Regions from separate parts of the Homo sapiens genome. Here regions 2, 3 and 4 are each linked to region 1. Evidence: chromatin contacts called from ENCODE Hi-C or POLR2A ChIA-PET data. All regions are on one chromosome and are shown on one strand. Each heading gives the region's core, a stretch centred on a gene start or an enhancer-like site at or near the end of the contact. The rest is flanking DNA. Distances are from core to core; before and after follow the strand shown.

Region 1 (3,074 bases), core at 322-2,821:
TAAGTGGCATTTGGAAATTTTGTGTCATTCTGCTCTGTTCTCCTTAGGGTGTAAATCATCCCTTTGTCCAGTGTATCTATGCCATATATGCTAACCACCAGAGAGTCACTTGGTAGCCATTTGGTCTATCAGATTGACTGTCGTGGTATCCCAGTGCTTGTGTTCAAGTAGCCTTATTTTATTTCATAATGGTCCCAAAGCACAAGAGTAGTGATGCTGACAATTCAAATATGCCAAAGATAAGCTGCAAAATGCTTCCTTTAAGATAAAAGGTAAAAGTTCTCAATAAGCAAAGAAAACAAAATAATATACTGAGGTTTCTAAGATTACTAAGAACAAATCTTCCATCTGCGAAATAGTGACGAAAGTGAAAGAAATTCATGCTAGTTGTGCTATCGCACCTAAAACTACAAAAGTTTGCAGTGCATGCAGCCATAGTGCATGATAAGTGCTTAGTTAAGATGGAACAGGCAGTAAATTTGTGGGTAGAAAATATGAACAGAAATGTGTTTTGATTGATTGACAGCAATTGGATTTGGTACTATGTTTTCAGACATCTACTGGGGGTCTTGGAATGTATCACTTACTGTATTACTCAGCAATTGTAAACTTTCAAATATGAGGGTAACATGTTTATCATTGAGACAGAAATCTATAAAGAGTGGAATGAAATCTATTATTTAATAGAATTAATTATAATCAAACAGGCAAAACTTATTACTATTAGACTGGCATATGAAGAAATATGGGGATAATCTTGTCTTATAGAACCACAAAATAATCATAAAATACAACAGCTGTGTTCCCTAAAGTGCAATTTGATTTGTGTCTTTATTGATTTATCTCCATTCTTAAGCAATGCTTTATGCTCCTTTTTGATGGGGCTTTTTGATGGGGCTTGCCTTAGAAAGTGCAAAGGATCTAGTCTGGGACCTGAGTTTAATTCCTGTGAAACACTTCAATTCTTTTTTTAAGACAGGGTCTCACTCTGTTGCCCAGGCTGGAGTGTGGTGGTATGATCTTGGCTCACTGCAACCTCTGCCACCCGGGTTCAAGCGATTCTCCTGCCTCAGCCTCCCAAATAGCTGGGATTACAGGTGCCTGCCACCTTACCCAGCTAATTTTTGTATTTTTTAGTAGAGACTAGGTTTCACCATGTTGGCTGGGCTTGTCTTGAACTCTTGACCTCAAGTGACCATGTTGGCTGGGCTGGTCTTGAACTCTTGACCTCAAGTGATCCGCCTGCCTCAGCCTCCCAAAGTGCTCGAATTACAGCAATAAACTACCATGCCTGAACCACTTCAATTCTTTTAATTATTGTTTACTCCTTTATAAAATAGATATAACAATAATACTCTCCTCAAGGAAGGCTATAAAGATGACATATATTCATGCATGAGAAAGACAATGTAAAGTTATAGGAGAACATTAAGTATTAAATTTATGCTATATGACACTTGAATTTAGTGCTTTGAAACCAAAGACGAGCATTCTTTCTTTTTTATTAGAATACACTGAATTTCTGCTTTTTATCTTGTTTTGCCTATTACCCTATGATTATCTCTTTTAGCTAGTGAGTCAGTTTTACTGATCTTTATCAAGTTATGTAAATAGAAGTGGTTTGGAACTTGGAAAAGGTTGTGAAAGATACCGTGATTACAAAAGTGCATTACAAAGTAACACACAGGAAGTATAGAATTTGAAAATGTAACAATTAACTAGCTTGTGTTGGAAAGTTGCTAGGCCTCCAATAATTTATACAGATATGATTTAATCTCCCAAATAAGATGGGATTCCTCAATCTATATTTAGCATTTCTCTTCTTCCTGGCAGGGATTTTAGAAGATTGTCACTCTACTCACCCTATTTTTAGAAATAATATTAATACTGTATGTTCTAAAATGCCTTCCAGCACAGGAATCTCTCCAGGTAGAGGAAATATTTAACTGTAAATAGTAGATGTATTCATCCCTAGCCAAGTATGTTCATTTTGGCTAAAGCATGCCCACATGTCTATTAAATGTTGTATTATGATAAATCCCTTATATGTGACTTCTAACATACTCCTTTATAAATATTTAGAAAAGAAAAATTGACCCAATATCCACTGGGTAAATTTGTACTACAAACCCAATAATTATTGCATGATGATTCCTCTAGGCATATAGACTGTCAGACTAAATTTTCCTTGCTTTGAAAATTAGCTAGTATAGTTGGTTTTAGAAGGTGTTGAGAAAATTGAGTTTGTGAATTGGAGCTCAGGTAGGCCAGCTAGCTTCATAATATTTTAGGATTATATTTTTACAAGTGCCTGTCATTGCTTTCAGCAGGAACCAGGTGAGATATAGAGACAGATTAGCAAAATCCTTCTTCCCCCTTTTTCTTGAGAAACTCAATATAGCATATTGAAAAGAGGTCACAGAAACTATCCTTGTACAATGAGATATTTTTCAGTATGCAAATTATAACATTTTCCATTAGAAGTTCAAATCACCACTTAAAGCATTTTTAGGGCTCTTTAATATCCTTCAATTTAGGACAAGTTGGACTTAAGGTGAAATTAAGTTCTATGTAACTCAGTTAATTTATTTTATACAGCTAAAATTATTTTATATTATGCTCTTAAGGTGATGTTAGCTATGTAAGTTGTAGTACTTAATTAAATATATAAATTGTATAAAATATATACATTGATAAAACTGATAAATTAATAAAAATATAACTTCTATTTAGATAGAACTAAGAATTAACTAAGAACCTCCCCTGAGCACTATAATTGGAAAACATGTAATGCTGTGGTATAGGAAATGCTTGCCCAATGAATCATCCATTTTCAAGTTAATCATTAATTTGGAAATTATGCTTTTCTCCATAGAAAACAGCATTAGCCTTATTTCCTCCAGAAAAAACTGAATAAAACACTTTTTTTGTGGCACAGAGAATAGTTGCCTTACCCAGAGCTCAGAAAACCACATAAACAGAGGAAGAATGTAATCTTGGTTAGCATGTAAAGCATGCAGCTGACATTTTGCAAGGCTTGTTATTAGAACAACATTCCCTCCTCAGCTGTAAGG
Region 2 (3,074 bases), core at 184-2,683, 230 kb after region 1:
ATTGTAAAGAGGGCAGTTCTATGAAAATCATTTATTACCATTCAATCAAGATTCCAACATGTTCTTACTGTTTTGGGAATATTGCTCGTTAGGTTGTGTCCATATATGTGCATGTGTGTGTGTGTAAATAAAAAGTCTTCATTTCAAAGTCTGGAATCAATTATTTTACAAGTTTCAAACATTTTTCTAGCATCTTGAAAGTTTGTCGGCCCAAAGCACTGTGCCTACAACAACTAATAGGTAAAATGACCCATTTGGAGTTTGGGTCTTTGTATTCCCAGATTCATGATCCTCTTACTATGCTACCTTCTCTCTCTGTTCTAATGAATATATATCATTTAATTATCTTGTTAATTTTAAAAATTAATGTATGTGTTGTTGAATGATTTTACTTTAAAATTTACATAAGTATGAGGTAGAAAATTGTGCTTACTAATTTTATATAACAATGAAGTTAAAATAAACTTATAAACTTTTAACTGATATTTGTGTCCTTACATAGTAAGTATCTTTGTTCTTCTATTTTCATGTTTGAAAAATAACGGTTTCTACCCATATTCAGAAAGCTCATTAAGAATTTACTGCTTTAGCTGGTACTGATTATTCACTGTATTTGTCTGCCCTCTAGTGATTGCAGAATAAAGTCTAAGGAAAAATTACCAGAGGTAAGAGTCAGTCGATTAGTTTTGCAGAAACTCTCATTATTTAAGTTTAACCTGGCTTCTTGTATAACACATTTCTAAATCATTTAGAAATCTACTACATGTCAATAACATAGACATTGGCATACAACAGTTTGATGCTGTTATAGTGTTATACTATGTGTGGATTAAGCTAAACGACTAATAAAATAATTTATATGTTGAAAAAATGAAAATGAATAAAAGGAATATATAATTATACACAAAATTTACTGGGCACCTACTCTCTGTGCTAAGCTCTTTTCATACATTATGTTATTTTATCTGTACAGCAGTTCCTTAAGAAGTCCCTGTTTTATAGATAAGAAAATTCAGGCTTAGTGCGGTTAAGCAACTTGATTAAGGTCAAATACCAGATAATAATAATAATATTAATAGCTATATTTATCAAGCATTTTTTAGTGCCACAGAAAGGTGCTCTGTTAAGCACTTTGTATGTCTATATTAGTCATTGCTCAGAATAGGAAACAAACCACTCTAGAGACTGAAAACAGAAGTGGGTTAATACTGCAAGTGAGATCCTGACAATCAGTGGGAGGGCCAGAGAAGTCGGTTTTTGAGTGGATATTGTGGGATGACTGCCAAAACAATGTGCAACTGACTCATTAGGAGTGCCCGCTCTGAGGTCATTACTGCAGTGATGTCACAAATCTCAAAACACTGAAAAGTCTGAAATACGCATGCAAACTCCGTTGCACAGAAACCTGTTCCTACCACGTTGCTAGCCAGCAGGAACAGCCAAGCGTTCGCGTCCAACTTCTCCCTCTGGTTGGCAGACACAATTCACACCCAGAGCCCTTGCTGCCAAGGAGTCTGCTAAATGTAGCGTTTATCTCCTCAGCTCCTATGTACAAAAAAGGAACATGGAAACGGGTGGGGTTGGCTGCTGGGAGCCAGTCAACCACACCCAGCATAACGCGTTATCCAATTTAGTCCTCATAGAGATTCATAGGATTGTTTCTCCATTTCATAGAGGAAGAAATAGATGCACCGGCAAGTTAAATAATCTGCTAAATAAACAGGATAGGAACCTATGTCTCTCTTATTCCAAAGTGCAGCACATCTCACTATCTCAATATGACACTATGTTATCATTAATTCATTAATTCTATGTTAGTGTTGAACATCTCTCCCTCAACCCCAACCAACACGCACACACACATTTTTTTTTTTCACATGCTTCTTATCAGGATACAACCTAGATTCCAAGAAAAGTGAATTGAAGGTGCTGCTCTCCAGTTGTCTCCTGAGTGAGCTGTCCTCCTAGGCTTGGGATAAAAATATGCAGAATCAATGTACAGCCCTCCTGCATCTCATATTCTTGCGGGAATAATAAATATATTCTCTAATACATGTGATTTGGCCTGAAAAAGGGAGCTAATGGCATTGCTGGCACTGGAATGTGACTGTAGCCAGCATACTTGGAGAAATCAAGGTGTGTGATCTCCTCAGAGCAGAGAAACATCATGTAGTGGTAAGGAAAGATGCCAAAACAGTAGATGCTATTCTTGTCTGTGCAGCTTGACTCACATAGCACCCCTCCCAACAGGCACATGCCACTGGCCCTCCATGACACCTGCTCACCAGACACTGTCCTTCCACTTCAGAAGGATACCGGATCCTCATCAGGCCGTCTGACTTCTTACCTTGGGAATGAGAACCTTGACAGAGGAAGCCTCAGAACTGAAGGTAGTCAGATAGAAAAATTTAGATGGCAGTCCTTGGGGCAGTCATATGCTTTAAGGAAATGCCACGATGCCTGCAGAGATTCCCAGAGGTGCCCTGGTTCTTGCCTTTTCTGAGATGCAATTGTTCACAACATTTTCCATCTTGAAACTGAAGCTTCGTTATCTGGGGTAAATACCAGCAGTTCATTGTCTCACACCAAGAAAATTTGGGACATAGACACACATGAGGATTTTAGGAGCGAAGGTTTAATAGACGGAAGAAAGAAAGAACAGTTCTTTTTCTAGTGAGAGAGAGAGGGGCTTCCGAGGGGAAAAGGCCAAACCGTGGCAGTTTGCTGGATTTATAGGCAGGCTTGAGGAGGAGGTGTCTGATGTACGTAGGGCCCAAAGATTGGTTTGATCAGGTGTGACATTTATGAAGTGGGCAGGGAAGGCTGGTCACCCAGCCCTAACCTTGTTATGCAAATGTCCTTTCCATTTTGACCAGCGCCATCTTGGCTGCTCCTTACTGTACATTGGCTGGCAAAAAAGAAGAGAAGATGAAGCCGCCATTTTGAACACGAATGGCACAACTGCTGGCATCTATGCCTGCAGCTCGAATTCACAGGCTGATTTTTGTTAGAAAAGAAAATGATTTGGGGCTGCTTTTCATTAAAAGCAAAACCTTACCAAAGACTCCAGTACC
Region 3 (3,074 bases), core at 205-2,704, 190 kb after region 1:
GAGTTCAAGACCAGCCTGGCCAATATGGTGAAACTCTGTCTCTACTAAAAATACAAAAATTAGCTGGGCGTGGTGGCACGCACCTGTAGTCCCAGCTACTAGGGAGGCTGAGGCAGAAGAATCACTTGAACCTGGGAGGCAGAGGTTGCAGTGAGCTGAGATTGCTCCACTGCACTCCAGCCTGGGTGACAGAGCGACACTCTGTCTCCAAAAATAAAATAAAATAAAATAAAATAAAATAAAATAAAATAAAATAAAATAAAATAAAGCTAGTTTCTTCTAATCCTTCTAAAGAAATATTGAACATTCTATTTAAAGAATATATATATTTGAAGAAATGTCAAGTTGTTAGCCTGATGAAGTTCTTACATCTCTCTCAACATACCTAGTTCTAACTATGACTCCTTGCCTTTTTCCTTCATGCAGCCTCCAGGTTCATCACATGACTCAGCTAAGAGAAAATATCCAGTGGCTCATCGTTACCTGTGGGAGGAGGTCTGAACTCCATGGCTTTGCATTCATGTTCTTGTTTGTCTCACTTCAACCTTCATTCCCTCCAAGTCCTCGTTGTCCTCCCAGGGTTCCTCTGCTACAGCCGGGGGAGTCTGATCCCTGCTTCCTAAATTTCTCTGAAGCTTATCTACACCTATGTTTTTGCTCCACTCTTCTTTCTCCTTTATACACCAATTATTCTCCTGTTTTATCCAAATTATTCCCTTCTGCAAGACTCACATCAAGTACGATTTCTTTCTAGATGGCTCTAACTCAGTTATTGTTATCTAATTGCACACATATCTCTGATTATTGGCATTAGTCATTTGGAAATTTATTGTATGCTGCTTTGTTTTATTATTTCTCTTTTTCACCTGCCTTGTGCTTACTTCCCCAATTGGACTACAGATTCTTTAAGGATTAGAAGGCTAATATACCTACTTTTTGTCTCTATAGCATCTAAAACAGTAATCTGCAGATATTAGGTATTCAGAATATAATTCAATCTAGAATCATTTGGGAAGTTTAATTTTTAAAGAACTCTGAATCATTTTTCTCAAAACTGTCATATAATGCTAAATTTTCATTTCAGGTTCTGAGAGATTCTTTTCTTTTAAGCCCAGCATTTATGACTTTCAAATTTTAATAAATAGAACGCCCAAAGTTAGTCAACAGAAACGTCCTAAGTTAACGTGGGTGACCTAAGTTCCTTTGCTGTATTTTGTACACGTTTTATATATTGCATCAAGAAAAGCAAATGATTGCTGAAATGAGTAATAAGGAGCTTCACTGGCTAGTCAATCTTATTCCGGAAGCAAAAACTTCCACGCAAGGCTCATTTACATGTGCACACTGCAAAAGGAAGTTTTGGGCAAAATGTCTGCAGACTCTGTTCAACATGCGTGTCCCACTTAACCACATGATCCTTATAAAACCACCTATATCCGTTCTCATACACAGTGTCTAGCCGTTGTGTTAATCACTACTGACAGCTGCACTTTTTTTTTTTTAAGCTTCTGAGCTCTTTTGTGGCAATGTGGCGGGTTGTAAGTAAAGCAAATGCCACTTTAAAGCTAATCATGCTCGGTATAACTTTTACATACCATCATAAAGAGTTATTTGCTTACATATTCAGCTCTTGCTCTACACTAGGAGTTCTTCGAAGGCAGGGACTATTTGTTATTTATTTCTTCATCATCTCCAGCACAGGGCCTGACAGGTGCTTAGTGACTGTTTATTGAATGAGTGTTTGCAGAAAAAATAAATCAAGAGATGGAGAAATAAAGAAATCTGAGAGGTGGAGAAATTAATAGTAGTCCCACAACCAATGAATTAATTGATAAATGTTTACTAATCTCCTACTTTTGAGCCCTGAACTTCAAAGAGAGTGAAGGGAAATATGATAGAACAGACTCATTCAGGATCACTTTTTACTCAATTTAAAATGCAGGCAAGTGAAAACAGAAACTGGGAGGAAAAAGAGTTCTCCTCTATTCTCCCCTAATTCCTTTATTGAGAGGAGAACTTGCATGGATGTTCTTGGATTATCCAAAGCTTGTTTCCTCCATTCTAGACATTATCATGAAAGGCACGAACTGGTGGTTTATTTTGCCTTCTTAATGTTAAAAAAAATAGAAAATTTTACACTGATACTCAGATTTACACTGATACTCTGTTCTTGAAAAATATCTAGCAACCGTAGGTCAAAATTTCTGCATAGCAATAATTTTTTGAAACTAAACAGTGGCTGCAACCTTTAAACAGGGTACATGGGTAGTATCTCCAGGTTGCCATTGTGTCCATTTTTGAGGCACATGGAACTTTACAAGCGCTATCTGTAGTAAAAACCTGGGTGCTGAAAAATTCTTGATTGAGTTTAGAATGGAAGGGATTCTGGAGGGTGGGTGAAACATGAACTAACTTAATTTAGCTATACACATTATCTAGATAGAGTGAAAAATACATTGAACTTGGGATCATTTTTTAGTATATTTGCCACTGCTTAGCTGTGTTTATATCTTTAAACACTTGGACCTTATTCTCTTCATTTTTTAAAAAAGGCCACTACAGCCGCTTTCAGCTTTACCATTTTCGATTTTATTTTTTAGTTACCTATCCAACATAAGTGGATTATAAGACAGGAGAGAAACCTATAGGGAAAAAGGAAGGAGAAGAAGAAGGAGCACGTAGAAGAAGTAAACTGATGTTAATTTAGTCCCTACTTCATAGCTACTCTTTTACATTGTCTCTTGTAACCATCACCAACCCATCATGAGATAGTTATTATCCCTGGTTTATAAATGAAAAACAAGGATTTGGAGTTTCAGAACACACTGTAGAGGCAGAATGTGTGTCCTGGCTTCTTTGGCCCTAAACAGCGGATACTTTCAACAGGACTTGTTGATTTTAGTGCCTTTCCTTTCATAGAAAATTAGATTCGTGGGCCAAGTATGGTGGCTCATACCCGTAATCCCAGCACTTTGGGAAGCTGAGGTAGGTGGATCGCTTGACCTTAGGAGTTTGAGACCAGCCTGCGCAGCATGGCAAAACCTTGTCTCTACAAAAAATGCAAAACTTAGCTG
Region 4 (3,074 bases), core at 391-2,890, 160 kb after region 1:
AGAAACTACAAGTACTGCAAGAAGTCGGAGAAGGGAGGTTTCTTGAGGTACAGAGATGCCAGCTCTGTGCAGGGAGTAGAATTTGACTAGGACTTGTACTTGGAAAGACTGAAGGGAACATTGCTCCAGGTTTGGTGAGCAATGTGGACCACTGTCCAGAGGTTGTATCAGTGTGGTCCCCCTGTTGGAAAGTGAAATGTATAAACCTGTTTTTAGCAGAGGCACATTTTTGAGATGGTAAAATTAAAGCTGGACATGTTACTGGGACATGTTATCAAAAGCTAAAAATTCTGGGGGTCACTTAAGGCAGTAAGACAGAAAAGTGTAGCAGAAAATGCTGTAGCTGGGAGTCAGTGGATTCAAGAACTGGTGGGGTCTATCGTTGGTTCTGTAATGTTGGAAATATCACCCAGTCCTCAAGCTTCTGGAGCTATAATATATAAAATGAGGATTGTTAAACCTCATACTCTGTAAGGCCACTCCACTTCTAAGTTGCCATATGTGTTTAATAAATAGGGACCTGTTGAAATTTTTAGCGGGTTTTATTGTGCTGTTGTTATTTGGCCTTAAGAAGGAAGTATTAAGTTTAGGGAACTGGGATTTAGATTCAAGGGTTTTGAGTTCAAGTTTTGTTTCTGTCTCTTGCTACCTTCATGACATTGATTAAGAAAGTCATTTAGTCTTCTTGAGACCATTTTCTTATCTGTGAAGCTGGGATGATGTTTGCTTTGCTTAAAACATAGGTTGAGGATCAAATGTGATGAATATATAAAATATTGTGTGTTCTATAAGGTGCTACAGGAAATATTTTAAAAGACATAAAGTGGTAGACTATTATGGTAATCTTATGCGAGGAGATATAATTTGGAGATAAGTAGTACCTATGAGAATAGAGAGCTACAAACGTATAAGACATTTTGAATGAAATATAGATAGAAAATAGATAGTGACTTATCTTACAGGTTGATGAAAATGAGAGATGGAGAGAGTGAAGATGGCAACAGTGACTAAGGAGTGTCGACCACATTTATTTAAAATCTCTGTGCTGGTCACTGTAGAAATTCTATTTTAATGTGAATGGATAGTGTAATAAAGTAAGTTTTTGTGGTCTGGTTCAAAAGTAGGCCAAAATGAAAATTTTACTTGCAAATTTCAAGAAGCAAATGGAAAGAGAACCAGGCCTTAGAATATATTTGCGTTTCTGTATTGCCCACTAATATTTTTGTATAACACATTTTAAGTAATAAAAATCTGATAATTTATTTGTCCACCCTGGAAAGGAAAAAAAGATAAGCTATAAAGCAGTCTAATTTTATCAAACCATTTTTGGATACCTTATAAGTAAAGTCAGAAAACTAGAAGTGAAAAGGGAATGCTTCTAGAAACTGTAGTGAGGTCTGCATCAAATCCTAAGACATGTTTTTGCTCCAGGTTTCCTGCAATTGCTACCATAAAGGGAGCATTTCAGACCCAGTGCTCTGTAATGTGGTTTCTTTCCTCTGGAATTCCTCCAATCCTTCATGAATAGCTGGAGGAATGCAGACCTCTGGAGGCTGTATTTTACAGGTTGCTATGGAACTGTCTAAATATTATGAACAGTGCAGTGGTATATGACATACGACAGCCCAATGCCATGAAATTAGGGCAGCTAGAAATCATTTCCATACCCTTGAAATGTAAGCTTCTAGTTTAAAAGAATGGCATGAATGTTTTTCATAAATAAATTATCCTTTATCACACTAAGTTAGATCCTGGGTGGAGATAGGAAGTCTGGGACTTCAAAAGAGCTTTAGTTCAGAGAGAGGCCTGTAGACCCTAAGAAGCAAATACACAAGCAGGCCAGGGGAGGCCTAGTGAGGGGAAGGAGGAATATAAAACTTCGTAGTTTTCAGGATATAGATTGTAATGTTGATGTTACAAAGAGAACTGCTTTAAAAATCTCACTCCAAAGGTGTGCTTGGAGGTAAACAAGCTAACATAACTTCGGGATCAGGCAAGTCACTTAGAGCAAAAACGGGGCTTCCTCTTTCAACACCCTTTTTTTTGTGCTGTGAGACCCCCAAACTCTCAGCTACTCAGGGTTTGATGCTTGACTTTTTCTCAGATTCCAATAATTGTTTATGAAACCTGATTCAAATTTTAAGTCAGAAGTTACCCACCATAAAACATACCTCCCCCTCCTCCCTGGTTCTACTTAAGTTTCATTTAAATAAGAAATATAGCTCTCTGGGTACAATTTTTTGAATAACAGTTCTGTGAATGCTATTTGCTTCTGCAGGTTATGCCAAAGGCAGTTTCCTCTCTGAATGAATGTTTTTAATGTGCAAATTCAAAATACAACGAGCCTACGTCATAAGCTGCACTAAGTGAACAGAAACTAAGTGCAGCTGGGCTTTGTGGCTTTTCTTGTTTTCTTTCCTTTTTTCTCCCCTTCTTCAGACAGTTGCTATTGAATAGTTTTTTTTTTTTTTAATGAAAGAGGGTAAAACATTTCTCACAAATCCTTTTGCCTGCACCAAGAAATTCAAATTAAGCAATTGAAAATGTAAAAGGAACAAATAAGTTTTGCTTTGCAAGATGTAGGGGAGCCCATCTGTCTTGAGTATCTGGTTCAGTTTCATTAAGAGTTGCAAGTATCCACTTCATGTTGCCTCTCTATTTTCTTATCTACCCTGCCTGGGAGGAGAGGACAATCGCCTTCCCATTTTTCTTTTTTGGTTTCTTATTTAAGTAGCATAAAATATATTTTAAAAATACATTTTTGTTTATGTAAGGTTTTTTAGATATGCCACCACCTGAATATCCCTGTGTAGAAAAAAAGGATAAACTCCCACTAACAGTGGAAAAACATCCCTATTTCTCCACATCCTCTCCAGCACCTGTTGTTTACTGACTTTTCAATGATCACCATTCTAACTGGCATGAGATGGTATCTCATTGTGGTTTTGATTTTTCTAATGACCAGTGATGATGAGCATTTTTTCATATGTCTATTGGCTGCATAAATGTCTTCTTTTGAGAAGTGTCTGTTCATATCCTTTACCCACTTTTTGATGGGGTTGTTTGTTTTTTTT

The links. Hi-C counts contacts between places; a loop is a spot of excess contacts on that map. ChIA-PET counts read pairs that join two places held with the same protein, here RNA polymerase II (POLR2A). Pooled maps may share reads with other maps.
Region 2: a map with no recorded cell type shows a loop between it and region 1 (7-fold over the local background). The contact joins two enhancer-like sites. A Hi-C loop is called at or near these places in 2 of 168 maps with a recorded cell type or tissue (Calu3 and IMR-90), 21 of 37 single-sample maps with no recorded cell type and 10 of 50 pooled maps. POLR2A ChIA-PET finds 5 or more read pairs at or near these places in 1 of 52 experiments (HEK293T).
Region 3: a map with no recorded cell type shows a loop between it and region 1 (8-fold over the local background). The contact joins two enhancer-like sites. A Hi-C loop is called at or near these places in 7 of 37 single-sample maps with no recorded cell type and 6 of 50 pooled maps. POLR2A ChIA-PET finds 5 or more read pairs at or near these places in 1 of 52 experiments (T-cell).
Region 4: a pooled map shows a loop between it and region 1 (4-fold over the local background). The contact joins two enhancer-like sites. A Hi-C loop is called at or near these places in 5 of 50 pooled maps. POLR2A ChIA-PET finds 5 or more read pairs at or near these places in 3 of 52 experiments (AG04450, activated CD8-positive, alpha-beta memory T cell and activated T-cell).

The regions. Positions count from the first base shown.
Region 1 is chr1:192,700,933-192,704,006 of GRCh38, reverse strand. No RefSeq gene overlaps it. Among named protein-coding and RNA genes, the nearest start is that of MIR4426, 14 kb to the left of the region's middle. RefSeq lists a cis regulatory region at 2,837-2,850 and an enhancer at 2,772-2,916. Within about 2 kb of position 1,571, at least 4 of the 41 ENCODE cell types and tissues checked have a DNase peak (open chromatin) inside an H3K27ac peak, as active enhancers do.
Region 2 is chr1:192,475,355-192,478,428 of GRCh38, reverse strand. No RefSeq gene overlaps it. Among named protein-coding and RNA genes, the nearest start is that of RGS1, 99 kb to the left of the region's middle. Within about 2 kb of position 1,433, at least 3 of the 41 ENCODE cell types and tissues checked have a DNase peak (open chromatin) inside an H3K27ac peak, as active enhancers do.
Region 3 is chr1:192,515,316-192,518,389 of GRCh38, reverse strand. LOC105371664 (a long non-coding RNA gene) reads left to right here. Exons shown (of 5, transcript XR_002958418.2): 5 at 427-3,074. Among named protein-coding and RNA genes, the nearest start is that of RGS1, 59 kb to the left of the region's middle. RefSeq lists enhancers at 1,453-1,572, 1,633-1,752. Within about 2 kb of position 1,454, at least 7 of the 41 ENCODE cell types and tissues checked have a DNase peak (open chromatin) inside an H3K27ac peak, as active enhancers do.
Region 4 is chr1:192,538,402-192,541,475 of GRCh38, reverse strand. All of the region lies in intron 4 of LOC105371664 (a long non-coding RNA gene), which reads left to right. Among named protein-coding and RNA genes, the nearest start is that of RGS1, 36 kb to the left of the region's middle. Within about 2 kb of position 1,640, at least 12 of the 41 ENCODE cell types and tissues checked have a DNase peak (open chromatin) inside an H3K27ac peak, as active enhancers do.